Regions from separate parts of the Mus musculus genome. Here region 1 is linked to region 2. A link is a loop called in an ENCODE intact Hi-C map of the cell type or tissue named here. Cell type or tissue: gastrocnemius. All regions are shown on one strand. Links, peaks and the distances in the headings refer to the core of each region. The heading gives the core; the rest is flanking DNA.

Region 1 (7,938 bases), core at 1,246-6,245, 380 kb before region 2:
CCTGCAATATTTTGAATTATGATTGTTAAATTCTTATATAAGTTTCCTTGGTCAATCTGTCTCATTACAAAAGCAGAGAAGTAACTGATCAACTAAAACATTGGGGAAGACAAATGCTGAGTTGAAATTATATAACTACATCATTTTCTTCAGATTTTATGTTAAGAGCATTCTTTATTTCATTACCAGCCAGGAGACCGTTTTCTGTGAGGTTTCATGTTACTGTATCTTGTGCACACAAGCATAAATCACTCTTTGCTGTGGACTCTCCTTTTCAAGGACTCTTAAAGAGTGAAAGGCCATGGCAGATACAGCATCTGAAAAGTAAGGATGTTTTGTTTATTATCCCAAATAGTAAAGACAATGTCTCACCCTCTGGGCAGAGCGGGCATGTTCAGCTATTGTTTATCTTAAGAAGATCGAGTTCCCTTAGTTCAGAATGCTGTAGTGTAAACTACCTGGCATGCGAATATTCCTGGCTCTTGTGTTACCTTGTGATAACTGGGGCTTGGAACTCTAACAGGAAAATATAATTAACACCGCTTTTCCTACAAAACAACTGTCCTTACCGTTGCCTCATGAGGCTTATGTCTTCTGCCAGCATCTGTGAAGTGTGATAGACTAATTATTAACTTATAAGCAGAGCAAATATCATATTTTCAGACTCAGTTCTTGCCAACAACCTTCTTTACACTGAAAAAGGTCTCTTCTCATTAAAACTTGATGAGTTTTTTTTCCTGAATTAATGAATTCTGCCACATGTTTTTTTTACCGATTGAAAAAGGTGTTTTTTACTTTAAAAATATTTTACTAAGTATATTGAGTTTTGACTGTTAGACTGCTTTGATGTTTCTGGGATATACCCTGTTTGTTTACAGTGTGTTATTCAGTTTTTTTCATCCAGTGTTTGCTTTGCTGATATCTTGTAAAGTACCTTTTACAGCTATGTTTCTGGGAATTTTTTTTTCCAGGAAGATATTTGTTACATATTTAATCTCTATCTATAGGCTTATTCAAAAGATGTTATATATGTTTGCATAAGGCTATTATTCACTATACCTTATTATCATTTTAATATGTGGGAGCTGTGGGCACACATTCCTTTTCATTTCTTGTTCTGTACTCTCTAATCCTCTTGGTGCCTGATGAATCAGTTTTATTAATCTTTGCAACAGATTGAACTTCTGGCTTTTATACCTTTGGTTTTCTTTTTGATTGTTTCGTTTTTGGTTTTTTTGTTTTGTTTTGTTTTGTTTTGTTTTTCTTTTATCATTTTCTTCTACTACTTTGGGCTTTTCTCTTTTTGCTTAAATGTTTACTCTGAACATATCTCATTAGTTCTGACTTTTCTTCTTTTCTAAAATGAGCATTTAATATGTAAGTCTTAGGGCTGGAGAGAGTTTTCAGTGGACAAGAGTGCCTGCTGCTCTTGCAGAGAGGATGGTTCTGAGCGCCCATCTCAGGTGCTTCACAACAGCCTGTTACTCCAGCTCCATGGAATCTGATGCCTCAGTCCTCCAATGCAGCTGCACTCATGTGCATAGACCGACATGTGGACATAGACACATAAAAGTAAAATAAACTCCATGTAAGCTTTGCTGTGGCGTCATTTACAGATGTTGAGGCGCCATATTTTACATATAGATATAAATATAGATATAGATACACACACACATATATATACATAGCCACTATGGTTTAAAGGTTGCAGTTGAATTAAAGTCTAACATATTCTGATTACCCTTCTTAGAATTGGGAACAAAACACCCATGGAAGGAGTTTGGAGACAAACTCACCCAGAGACAAAGTTTGGAACTGAGATGAAAGGATGGACCATCTAGAGACTGCCATATCCAGGGATCCATCCCATAATCAGCTTCCAAACGCTGACACCATTGCATACACTAGCAAGATTTTGCTGAAAGGACCCAGATATAGCTGTCTCTTGTGAGACTATGCTGGGGCCTAGCAAACACAGAAGTGGATGCTCACAGTCAGCTATTGGATGGATCACAGGGCTCCCAATGGAAGAGCTAGAGAAAGTAACCAAGGAGCTAAAGAGATCTGGAACCCTATAGGTGGAACAACAATATGAACTAACCAGTACCCCCCGGAGCTCGTGTCTCTAGCTGCATATGTATCAGAAGATGGCCTAGTTGGCCATCAGTGGAAAGAGAGGCCAATTGGTCGTGCAAACTTTATCTGCCTCAGTACAGGGGAACACCAGTGCCAAGAAGTGGGAGTGGGAGGGTGGGGGAGTGGGTGGGGGAGCATGTGGGGGACTTTTGGGATAGCATTGGAAATGTAAATGAAATAAATACCTAATTAAAAAAAAAACAGAGAAAGCTTGAATCCGAACTCAAATATTTAAAACTCTGAAACCTATCACTTCTTTTTAACAGTTCTTTCTTTCCCTACAGGCAGAGGGGTCAGGGTGGTTCCAATAGGAGCCAGAGAGACAAAGGTAAAGAAAACCTTACTGAGGTCAAGCTAGACATAAAGGCTCTTGAAGTAAATGAATTGTTCTCATTCATTCATCCACTTTTTTGAGAAACAGTTCAAATGCTTGACATTAGGTATGCATAAGGAAAACTACTATAAATAACCACTGGCCCCTCGAGTGTGTGGAGGATGGTAGAAACACCGACAGAGTTGTTCAAGATGTTGGCACCTGGGCATCTAGAATGAGTCACAGATCCTGTTATGTAAGTTGGGGATCTGTGGTTCAAGGTAATGCTTGTTGCTGGTTTCCTGTGTGATTACAGGTTAGCTTAGATGCTTTTCCAGAAAATATGGCCCCTTCAAGGCCCGAGTAAACTTCTGACCTCAATCTGTAGCCTTATACTGCAAGTATTGGAGACAAAGAACTCAAAAACTCCAAGAAGAAAATTCTTCTCTAGCAGAAGAGGACATGGGCGGAATGATAATTTAACCAGGCTTACAAAGTTGGAAGCACCTGCAATGCAGAAAGTTTTAGGGTATGTCTAATTTTTATTTGTGAACAATGGAACTTAAATCCAGAGAAAGTCATAGGGTTGATTGTATCATTGACATAATAAATGACCAAGCCACCATCAATCCACTGCCACTCTCCGCCACTGAAGTGTATTTGTGTTTATTTTTATAAACTTAAATTAAAACATAGGAATTAAAAGTGAGTTTGCATTTTTTTTCCTCCTCTCCAGCTCCGGTGCCATAGCCATCATGAATGACACAGTAACCATCCGGACCAGGAAGTTCATGACCAACCGTCTGCTTCAGAGGAAACAGATGGTCATTGATGTCCTTCATCCTGGGAAGGCAACAGTACCAAAGACAGAAATTCGGAAAAAGCTGGCCAAAATGTTCAAAACCACACCAGATGTCATCTTTGTATTTGGATTCAGAACCCACTTAAGTGGTGGCAAGACCACTGGCTTTGGCGTGATCTATGATTCTTTGGATTATGCAAAGAAGAATGAGCCTAAACACAGACTCGCAAGACATGGCCATTATGAGAAGAAAAAGACCTCCCGAGAACAGCGAAAGGAACGAAAGAACAGAATGAAGAAGGTCAGGGGCACGGCGAAGGCCAATGTTGGTGCTGGCAAAAAGCCAAAGGAGTAGGTCTGCAGTGATTTGATGTTTTGCTGTGACATGCAGATTTCTGAGAGGACAAATAAACTAAAAAGCTTCTTTTTAAAAAAAAGTAAGTTTGCAGAAAACTTTATAGTAATCTAAAAACTTGATCTTTTTTCTGTCAACCAATATTGATTTTTTTACACAAATATTGAACATAATAAATTGGGAAGGCAGAAATGATTCTTTTCTGCATATGGGCTGTAAAGCACTGATTCATGTAGTACAGTCTCTGAGGGAGTCTCTTGTTGGATGTCCAGGCTGGTCTGGCTGCCTTAGTTGCATCTCCAGCTGTAGCATCTGGAGACTCTGGCATGGGCAGAACAGTGTTCCTTTCTCTCTTCTCCATCCCTGTCTCCTGGTTCCATGGAAATGATGCTGCTATTGAGCTATAGAGTTTTGACTGTGACTATCCATTGGGGCCTGATGGAGTCACCACTGGTTATACAGGTAAAGACAATAATTTTCTCTTTCCCTGAACCCAGCAGTGGGAAATAGTTTAGCAGTGAAACACAGGACTCACGGAATCCCTCCTCCACCCATCCCTTGTTGATGGGTCCTTTCTCTTGGTACACTCAGGGCATTGATCTGCAGTTGAAAATTCATGATTCTAATGTCTGTGGATTGCCCAGAACATGGCATTTCACAGCTCTTTTTCTATGTTGCTACTTTTACATTCTTTCTGCTCACTTCCCTGACCCTTAGAGGGGATGATATAAATGTCTTATTTAGGACAAAACACTTAACTGTCACTTATTCCTGACACCTTTTATAATCATGAGTCTCTATTTACTGAAATTCACTGAAAAAGAGAGTCTTCTCTGATTAAAGCTGAGAGTAGATAATTATCTGTGGGTATAATACCTACAGAAGAAGAGGTTAAATAAATCATTTAAAATTTAAATCATAAAACTACCTTTCCTCACTGGGGTCTATGACCACATTGCACTGTACTTATAGTGTAGGTATAGATTCAGTATTGTAGAATAAGCTTCAAATTTAATCAGAGAGCAGTTGGTCACTACAGTTATACAAGTGAGCACATCTTGTCAAGTAAGCTGGAATCATATTTCTTAAGGTTCACGCTTGAATAACACGGCCCATGCCTTTTTTTCTCCCAATAGAGTGCATAGCACCTTTGGGTACTATGACATCTAGCTGGCAGGGAGAACTCTTCTATTAGGAAATAATTTTAAAAAGTATTTGTTCCACATTGTTTTTCTGCATTGGACTATCCAATGGATAGTCACAATAATGAATCCTTTCTATTGTTTTCTTCTTTTGGGCTTATAGAATTGTTTTATCTTTCATTTTCATTTGTTATAATATAATCTTTATGCCATTTCACACTTGTGTTCTTGTTTGGAGTTTACTTCTGAATTAAGCTATTCTTTTTCTTTTTTAAACTACTACCTAATTCGAAGTGTTTTTTTTATGCTAAATTATTGTGGACCGTCCATGTCTTTTTTTTAAAAATCTATTTATAAACATGTATTTTGGACATGCTTTCAGGTTTTTTATAAAGGAATTATTCCATACTTTATTCTTTTAAAAAATTTATTTATTTTTTAACTTATTTATATTTATATACCTACCCCCACACCCTGCCAGGCCTCCCCAGTCCCTGGAGCCTCAAGTCTCTCAAGGGTTAGGTGTGTCTTCTCTCAACTGAGGCCAGACCAGACAGTCCTCTACTGTATATGTGTTGGGGCCTGGGACCAATTACTATATGCCGCCTGGTTGGTGGCTCAGTGTCTGGGAGATCTTGGGGGTCCAGGTTAGTTGAGACTATTGGTCTTCTTTTGGGGTCTCTCTCATTCTCAACTTCTTCCAGCCTTTCCCTAATTCAACCACAGGGGTCCCCGACTTCTGTCCACTGGTTGGGTGTGAATATTTGCATCTGTCTCAATCAGCTGCTTGTTGGCCCTCTGAGAGGGCAGCTATGCTAGGCTCCTGTCTGTAAGTATACCATAGCATCAGTAATAGTGTCAGGCCTTCAGCCTCTCCTTGAGATGGGTCCCAATTTGGGCAGGACACAGGCTCTTCTCCATTTTTGTCCCTGCAGTTCTTTTTGACAGGAACAATTCTGAGTCAGAGGTTTTGTTTTGGTTTTTTTTGTTTGTTTGTTTGTTTGTTTACTGTGCAATGACAACCCTATCCCTCCACTTGATGTCCTATCTTTTCTACTGGAGGTGGACTCTGCAAGTTCCCTCTCCCCACTGTAGAGCACTTCATCTAAGGTCCTTTCCTTTGAGTCCCAAAAGTCTCTCACCTTCCAAGTCTCTGGTATATCTAGTGGGTTCCCACCTCCTGTGGTTGCATATTTCCACTCATTCTGCTGGCCCTCAGGGCTTCACTCCTGTTCTCCCCCCACCCCCCGCAGTACCTGATCATGTTCCCCCTTTCCCCTCCCTGTCCCCTCTCTTACCCAGGTTGCTCCTTCCATCTGCCCTCTGCTTTCTTCTCCCCCTCAAGTGGGATTGAGGCATCCTCACCTGGGCCCTTCTGCTTGTTAAACTTTTTGTGTTCTGTGGATTGTATCCTGGGTATTTTGTACTTTTCTAGCTAATATCCACTCATTAGTGAGTACATACCATGCATATCCTTTTGAGTTACATCAGACAGGATGATATTTTCTAGTTCCATTTATTTGCCTGCAAAACTCATGATGTCATTGTTCTTAATAGCTGAGTAGTATTCCATTGTGTAAACGAACCACATTTATTGTATCCATTATTCCATGGTAGAACATCTGGGTTGTTTCCAACTTTTGAGATGGGTCCCAAATAAAGCCACTATGAGCATAGTGGAACATGTGCCCCTGTGGCATGGTGGGGTAATATACCCATATATTTTGGGTATATGACCAAGAATGGTATAGCTGGGTTTTCAGGTAGATCTATTTCCAATTTTCTGAGGAACCTCCATCTTGATCTCCAGAGTGGTTGTACCAGTTTGCAATCCCACCAGCAAGAGTCCCCTTCTGTTTCTCTCTTATCCCGTCCGGCGGGATTCAGTCATTCGTGGGTGCGAGGGAGACCGCAAACCTGGAAGGAAATGGGAGGAAGAAAAAGAGGAATAGGAGACCAGGAAGGGCACCTATCGAGGTCTCGTTTATTATGCTGATGTGCCTTCTTTTTAAAGCATACATCGCGGGGAATAGGGGAGGGGTCGAGGGAGAATTATACAAAGAACAAAGAAGTGGGCATCTGCTGACATGGGGGCCGAAGTCAGGCGCCAAGCAGCGGGTACTTTGCATCTTATCTCCTGAACATTGATCCTCCTTCACAGCCTTGGGTATCAAGCTGGGCTCAGGCATAACTCATGTCCTTGGATGTCATGGGAACTCAGGAAGAGATAGGGAAGAGGGGACTATTATTCAAATTTTACAGCCTTAGGTGTTAGGAAGGGAATAAGGAGGAAGGGGGTGATAACCAGCTCTTAGTACAAGGCCATTTGGTCTGTTAGGGAGATTGTGAAGGGCTCACTTTCTCACGGGATAGTCTCTGACACTCTCTTTCTTTCTTCCTTCCTCTCTCCTATATTAAAAATATGGCCAGTCTTATGTACTTAGTGTCCCTCTTCTACCTTTATATGATGAATCTTATATATATATGATATATATATATATCATATATATGACATATACAATTGGTATTTTTGTTTGTTTGCCCCTCCTTCCACCCACCCTTCCTTCCTTCCTTCCTTCCTTCCTTCCTTCCTTCCTTCCTTCCTTCCTTCCTTCCTTCCTTCTTTCTTGTCTTAATTCAAAAACTAAAATAAGGATAAAATATGACTTCCAAGTGTTGACTTACATCTAAGAGAAATTATAGATTATTCCCCATTCCAACTATGTTCAGACAAATGTTCAAATTCCACTTGCTGACATCTTCTCTGACATCACAACTTTGCCTGGCCACCCCGAGTACAATCTGAAGTAATAATACTTTTCTAGGATTAATCTTCAACTAACGAGAGTATATGTATGCAGAACAGATAATGGTCTACCGAAAAAAGATCATAACCTAACTCTTCAAACTGAAGATGTTTCCTTAATGGCTACAGATAGTTGGTAGATGTGAATGAATTCTGTCCTTTAAAATGGATAGATAGCCTGCATTATCCATGTGGATTCAGTCCTTATTATGGGCTATTGTAAATAGATGAAGGGCATCATAGTCAAAGGTAAACTTGGTAATTAATGCTAAAAGGATGCTAGCTTTTAGGATGGACAAAGGAAGCAGCTGCTCAGAAATACAGGTGGCTGCTAGAAACTGTAAAGGCAGGTACATAGGTTCTCATTGGAATCTCCCAGATCCT
Region 2 (7,938 bases), core at 1,590-6,589:
CAAGCAGTACATACTCAAAGATCCTGTTTTGAACCGAACAAGAAAATGGATTGTAAATACCAGACATGTGGCCCCAAGCATGCTTCCAGGGCCCAGCAATGCTGGGCCAGTGTATCCATTAGTTTAAAAGCAGGGCTTTCCATCCCTTTCCCAGAGGCTCAGCTCAAGTGTGAGTGTTATCCAAGAAAAGGGATGAATCTCATCACTACCAGTGAGGGGCTGGTGACAGCAGGCCTGCCAGTGGAATGCTTGCCCCAGGGTGAATGTTGTACCTATTGGACTTAGAGGAAAATAGCTTCGGGTCCTCACTTAAGACAATCTTCTCATTTTACCTGAAAATATTGCGCTGTTCTTCAGGCTACTTAGAGTATGACCATCCGGAAATCGCTGTCACTATGAAAACCAAGGAGGAGATTAATGTCATGCTCAATATGGCCAGAGAAATTGTCAAGGCTTTCAGGTCCAAAGGAATTATACACAAGGTGGAAGGCACTGAGATTAACAAGGTGAGATGGCTCGTTCTTAGAGTAAGTGTGTAGATTTGTGACATAAGTCACTGAAAGGATGAGACCAGGATATTAGAAGTTTCACTCCTTTGTGCTTTGTGAGCATGAAGCATGTGCAAACTCACACTAGGCTGTCGGATCTTCGAGATGTTAAACACACTCCTCAGGACGTTCACAAATAGCATCCAAAGAAGAACCCAAGTGCTTCACCATAAAAGTAAAACTAGACAGAGCAAAGCAGCATAGTAATGGAGGACCAAAAGAATTATCAGTGTGTTAAAAAAACAAATAGGAAAAAACGAAACACGTCAGAATGGCAGAAGCAAATCTTGTGGGGAGTTGGAAGAAAGTAAGGTGTAGATATAAGATTTTAAAGACAAATATTTATAGAAATTTACCTGAAATTTATATTAAGTTCTCCAAACGAAAGGCAGAGAGGATCAGAAAGGCTAGAACTAACATGATCAAACCACAGGCTATTTTCAGAAAATAAGGAAGTCGAACCTTTTCCTAAAACCAGGCAGATAAAATAAATCAAAATATATGGCCTAAAAATAAAATCTAAAACCATAAAATTAAAGAAGAAAACATAGGGCGAAAAGTCCATCACTACTTAGGCTGACTTATTGAAATTAATGCCTAAAGCACACATAGAAATAGAGAGAAGGAAAGACAGAAAGAACACTTTAAAGTGTTCATTAAATTATCATATACTAAAAAACTTATCCACAGACTGAGAGGGAACATTTTCAGTGTAAACATTTAAGATATTGATACATAGAGAAATTTTCCGAAGCTAGTCAAACCTGATTTTTAAAATGAAAATTGATCTGAAAATACATTGCCACCCCAAGAAAGACTTCTAAATGGCCCAATAAACATGTAGAAATTTGCCTACTGTTATTAATGCCCAGTGAAATAAAAATGTAAACAAATGAGACAAACAGAAATGAGCAGAAATGACACCACGTCTCCCTGTCACACAGACTCAGAGAAGCAGAAAATACGTGTCAGTCAGCAAACAGAGAAAATGGAATCCCTGTGCACCATTGGTGGGAATATAAACTCGTACCGCCTCTGTGGGAAAGAGTAGTGAAGCTCTCACAACACATTTGTGTTGCCATTTTGTCTAGCAGTTCTTTGATATACACTCAAAGGTAGAAAAGAGCCGAGTCTTTAATAGGGTTCTATATCTGTATTCATAGAAACATTATTCACAGTATCTGCCACATAGACAGGTGAATGATGATAGAGAATGTACTATATGTATAGAGTCGAATATCCTCAGTCTTAATGAAGGAAGAAATGCAGGACATGGGTGGATGAACATGGAAGATTCTATGCTGAGGGAAATAACCCAGTCACAAGCACTCTGCAATTTACATAGAACGTTGCAAAATGAAGGGCTCTGGCCAATGGCGAGGACTGCACAGTACAGATGTGGTCAGTTAATGTCACCGCAGCACAGTGTTCAAAAACAGCTAACACAGCAAACTTACCCTATGTAAACTTACACCTTAGCACAAGGAAATTTTGGAAATTTTGAGGGGTTGTCTATTACTCTAGATGTTGAGCCATGCTACAATAATAAAATATTGCAAAATTACAGGAAAAATGGGGGAAAGGAATGTGTAGAACATATTTGAGTCCAGCAACAGGCCCAAGACTTACATGAAAATAACTCTGAAACTCTAAAATCACTATAATGCTATTTATAGAAATTTTTTACTCTTTATGAGGAAAAACCTTGCTAAACTACTCATTGCAAAGTCCGTGTTTTTGTTTAATTTACATAGATCATACCACATCAACTGTAGAACTTCACACATTGAAATGAATTATGAGTGAATAATATAGCAGACAAGGCACAAAATGGAAGATAACATTTGTAACTGAAATTACCCACTAAATAATGATGGAAATAATTTCCAGAATGTGTCAGCACTACCGCCAAAGAAATGAGTCACTTAGTAGCTTAGACCAGGAGGGAGCTGAAATTTGAATTCTCCACTTCTTTCCCTGTGTCTTTCATCTCATCTGTGTTATCTTGTCCCTAATAGAGCTTTTTCTATACGTATTGGTCGAAATGTACAAAAACAAAAACAAAAAACCGGAACGAGGCATCTCTTAATCATTTTTTTTTTGATCAGAGTTTGTGAGGGAAAATTTACCTTCTGAGCCCTAGTGACCAGAATACACTCCAAAGCCACAAACAGCAGTTATCAAGCTATAGCCACATGCTGCTTCCAACATATGGTGGACACTTGTTTTCTTTAAGGTTGCTTTCAATATATTGACTGCTTTTACCAAGTGACTACTATAATGTACCTAAGTTATTTTATGTCAGGCGCATGGATGAGTATATAACTAAAAGTGAAGCTTATGTTTAGCTTAGGTTGTAAAATGAATCAGTTTTTCATGGAAAAGCCAAGTCATTTTAAGGTTGATCCCATGGTTTTCTAGAAGGCAGGATAAGCTCATACAGGCTGACTTCTCAGTACAGACTGAGCACATGGCTCACATGGCCGCATGGTATAGTACTAACTTAAAGGCAGGGTCCAGCAGAAGCTCAGTTTGTGGACGTGAGAGGTGTTTTCAGAAACAGCTACTCCCACACAAAGTGTTCCCATAAATGATTAGAAAGGGCAGAGGCTCCTACAGAAAGCAAGAAGAGTAGATCTGAAACAGGTACCAATATAAAAGGGATACGTTTCAGTGGCTATTTTAAAGCGATACTTAACGTCCCTACTAATCAATGAATACACATTATGAGGCCTGCCAGGGCTATGTAGTGAGACTTCAACTCAAAAAATAAGAAGCAGGAGGAGGAAGAAGAAGGAAGGAAGGAAGGAAGGAAGGAAGGAAGGAAGGAAGGAAGGAAGGAAGGAAGGAAGGAAGGAAGGAAGGAAGGAAGGAAAAGAAAGAAAAAATAAAGAAAGGAAGGAAAGAAAGAGGAAGGCAAAAAAGGAAAAAGAAAAGAAAATGAAATAGAAACTATGGTTTGGAGAGATAGCTTCATGTTTCTCTCTCTTTCTCTCTTAATTTGAACTTATTTTTTCATACCCTGGGACATTTTTTCCATTGATTAATTTATTTATTTACTTTACAGCTTGATTGCTGCCTCCTCTCTCTCTCTCTCTCTCTCTCTCTCTCTCTCTCTCTCTCTCTCTCACACACACACACACACACACATAAGTCCCTCTCCCCTTCTCCTCTGAGAGGGTGGAGTCCCAGACCTACCAGGAGGATGGTTCATCTTTTTATCAGCACATATTGCTCTTGTAGAGGACCCAAGTTCAGTTCCCAGTACCTGTGCAACTCACCACAGCCTGTAACTCCAGCAACAGGAGGTCTCACATCCTCTTCTAGCCTCTGTGAACAGGCTATATAATATATATATGCCCATACATCAATACACACACATAAACACACAAATACATCAATACAGACACATACATACACCTCCCATACACACATACACACACACATACATCCCCTGACACACACATATACATACATACACCAATACGCACACATACATACACTCCCCACACACGTACATAAACACACAAGCATGTAATTAGAATTAAAAATAAATCTTACTGAACTAGAACCTGAGAAAGCTAGGGCTGAAGTACAGTGTTACAGTTCTTGCCTACCATAAATAAAACCCTGAATTCGATACTTGTACTATAAATATCTTAATTACACATATTAAAAGAAAAGAAGCTGATTGCAGTAGGGCATGCCTATAATGGAAGCTCTTTAGAAGCAGAGGCAGGAGGACCAGGAGTTCAAGGTATTCTTTAGGAACTTGTGGATTAGCGGCTAGGCCAGACTACATGAGACCCTATCATAAAATAAAGAAAGAAAAACAGAACTAAGAAAATCAAAACCAGTAATGATGTATTTGCTTATCAGGTCATAAAAATGAAAAAAAACATAATTAATGCTATATCAAGGTATGAGAAACTAAATTTAAATATTAGAGAGTTAAGGCAAACCAGTTCAGCTATCATAGATGGCAAATAAGAAACTCAACTTTGAAAATACATGCCTGAGAGGGTATCCTATGCCCAAATGGACTAGAAGACCAGACGATAAAGAATATAAATGCGGATGTTTGCACATTTGTAGGTGTGTGCGTGTGTGTGTGTGTGTGTGTGTGTATGTATGTATGTATGTATGTATGTATGTATGTATGTATGTATGTATGTGATAATAGTTAAAGAGGAAGTCAAGAAGTTGAGAGGGAGTGGTCTTGAGGACTGGATCTCCTAGAGCTGGCCTTACAGGCAGTAGGTAGAAGAAGCAGACGGATCGCATCCTCAACCTCAAACATAAAGCAGAGAAAGCAAATTGATGTGGGCCAGGCTAGAAACTCTAATCTGACTTCTAGCGATATTCTTCATCCAGCAGGGCCAGACCTCTCAAACCATCCCCAAATAATGTCACCAACTGAGGACCAAGTCTTCAAACATGTGAGCCTCTAGGGAACATTTCTCACTCAAAGCACCACAATCCAGAAAAAGAAACTGTTACATGCTGTGGCTTGGGTCTGCAATGCCCTTCACAGCAGAGGGCTAACTAACACAGTACAGTAAAGAAGATGCTGCTGCTGCTGCTGCTGCTGCTGCTGCTCTTCTTGCTCCTCCTCCTCCACCTCTTCCTCTTCCTCCTTCTCCTCTTTCTTCTTGTTGTTGTTGTCATTGTTGTTGTTGTTTGTTGTTGTTGTTGTTGTTGTTCTCCTCCTCCTCCTCCTCCTCCTCCTCCTCCTCCTCCTCCTCCTCCTCTTCTTCTTCTTCTTCTTCTTCTTCTTCTTCTTCTTCTTCTTCTTCTTCTTCTTCTTCTTCCCTCTTCCTCTTCCTCTTCCTTCTTCCTTCTTCCTCCTCCTCCTCCTCCTTCCTTCCTCCCTCCCTCCTTCTTCTTCCTTCTCCTCCTCCTCCTTTTTCTTGTCTTCATTCTGTATACACAGTTTTGTTCACCTTCTTTCTTACATATTGTGCTTCTAGTTAATCATGGCCAAAAAGATCCAGGTGCTTGATCTGCAGTCTGTTATCCAGCCATTTAATGTTGAAGAAGCCCCGTGCAATATCCCATGGCTTAGTGAAGATCCTGAAGCCATAACCTTTATTCAGGTAAAAATTTCTACCTCCTGATAATGACTTTAACGCACTACCAAATAATCATGAAAACAGTAAGGATTTGATCATGATACTTGCTAGTTAAAACTCTGTAGTTGTCCCTTGCTATCTATAGGCTATGATCAACATCTCTTTGAGTACAACCCACAGCCCTGGGACAAGATGCCTCCCACCTGCCTCTTCACCTTCAGCTTCTGTTTCCCACCTGCCATATGCCCTTTATTTTGTTTATGCTGAACTATTGGTGGTGCCACTCACACTAAACTCTCTTCCAAGCCCATTAATCTGTGGATTCTCTGTGATTTCTTGGAAATGCCCACTGGTCCTAGACCCTTTTCAATCTATGCTTACTTGTTGCACTTCTGCAAACTACCAGACATAGTCAGAGATGTAGGTACTTGGGCTAATTTCTCACCAGAATACCATCGTGTTGTCTTTGGTGTGAAATAAGAAATGTGTTACTATTGTTTCCAATATGCATGTGTGCTGTTCAATTATGTATATTATACTGCAAGTAATTTTACATCTCTGCCCCCACTGTTTAGCTCATTCGTCTTTCCTTTTTCTTTCTTTCCCTTTTGTTTTTATTGTCATTGCTATGTATTGCAAACTGGCTTCTCAGTCTCACTATCTTGCCTCAGCTTCCCACGTGTCAGATTACAAACATGAGCTACCAGGTCTGGCTTCGTTCATCCTTTGAATACCTACCCCACCATTCTCATTGATTGCTTGCAGAATGAGTAAATCAATAGCATGTTTTAATGGTTTTCTTTTTGGTGCTTGTTCAGTACCAAGCTTAATCTTCCCCTTAAGTATTCAGAATGGGTTGTTATATACTTAGATTTTAGAGTGCCCGAGATATGGACACGCCATTCATCCTGTCTACCTGAAACTTTTCACCTAGATGAATCATTTTCATTCTCTCACTCCGTTCTTATTTCTAGATTATTTTTCTTCATACATGTATGAGATTTGGATACAAAAATTATATTTGTGGATCTCCAAATTCCCCTGCATGCATTTATAATCCTTCCTCTCACAAAATTGCAACCAACACAATCTCTTAGATATTATTGAGTATTTAATTTAAATGTATAAAAGCTCTCTTAAAGTATAAATCAACATCCCAAATTTCTTTTTTCTTTTTTTCTTTTTAGGAAAAAGCAAAAGTTGTAACATTTGACTGTGGAAATAACATATTTGAAGAAGGTGATGAGCCAGAAGGAATCTATGTAATAATTTCAGGCATGGTTAAGGTAAAGCAGAGATGCTTATGAACGTGGTTGTGAACAGTCAAGTTGTTTCTTTTTAAGAAAAAAAAGAACTTTGCAAAATTAAGAATTAATGACTTTTCATGCTATAAAATGAAGAGACTCTTTTTTATTTTATTTTTTATTGATCCTTTTATTCATTTACATTTTAAATGGTATCCTCCTTCCTGGTTACCCCTCCACAAATCCCCCATCCCATCTACCCTTACTCCCTTTCTTTTGCCTCTGTAAGGGTGCTCTTCCACCCACTCATCCACTCCTGCCTCACCTCTCTAGCATCCCCCTATGCTGGGGCATCAAGCCTCCACAGGACCAAGGGCCCCCCTCCCATTAATGTCATATAAGGTTATCCTCTGCTACAAATGTATCTGGAGTTATGGATGCCTCCACGTATACTCTTTGTTTGGTGGTTTAGTCTCTGGACTCTCTAGGTGGTCCAGTTAGTTGATATTGTTCTTCCTATGGAGTTGCAATTCCCTTCAGCTCCTTCAATCCTTCCCCTAGCTCTTCCATTGGGGTCCCCAGGCTCAGTCCAGTGGTGGCTGTGGGTATCTGCATCTGTATTGATCAGGTACTAGTAAAACCTCTCAGGGAACAGCCATTACAGGCTCCAGTCAGGAAGTACTTCTTGGCATCAACAAATAGTGTTGGGTTTGGTGTTTACAGATGGGATGGACCCCTAGGTGGGGAGGTCTCTGGATGGCCTTCCCTTTAGTCTCTGTTCCATTTCTTGTCCCTGTCTTTCCTTTGTACAGGAACATTTCTGAGTGACCAATTTTGAGATGGGTGGGTGGCCCCATCCCTCAACTGGGGGCTGTGCCTATTTGCTGGAGGTGGGCTCTACAGGCTCTATCTCCAATTTTTTGGGTATTTTGGCTAAAGTTATCTCCATTGAGTCATAGATAGCTAACATCCAAAATATAACAAAGAAGTCAAGAAGTTAGACTCCAGAGAACCAAATATCCATATTAAAAATGGGATACAGAGCTAAACACAGAATTCTCAACTGAAGAATCT

What was found. Peaks named below come from ENCODE experiments on the same cell type or tissue, not always from the same donor. Only the 100,000 strongest peaks of a DNase experiment are listed, where the experiment ranks them.
Region 1: it touches region 2 in a loop (7-fold over the local background); 3 of 42 quality-filtered maps call a loop at or near these places.

Annotation. Positions count from the first base shown.
Region 1 is chr16:45,201,896-45,209,833 of GRCm38, forward strand. No RefSeq gene overlaps it. Among named protein-coding and RNA genes, the nearest start is that of Btla, 18 kb to the right of the region's middle. In gastrocnemius, for the core only: no CTCF peak of the experiment used is centred there; a DNase peak (open chromatin) is centred at 3,542.
Region 2 is chr16:45,583,984-45,591,921 of GRCm38, forward strand. It overlaps Slc9c1 (solute carrier family 9, subfamily C (Na+-transporting carboxylic acid decarboxylase), member 1), which reads left to right. Exons shown (of 28, transcript NM_198106.4): 20 at 358-506; 21 at 5,519-5,644; 22 at 6,808-6,906. Among named protein-coding and RNA genes, the nearest start is that of Gcsam, 22 kb to the right of the region's middle. In gastrocnemius, for the core only: no CTCF peak of the experiment used is centred there; no DNase peak of the experiment used is centred there.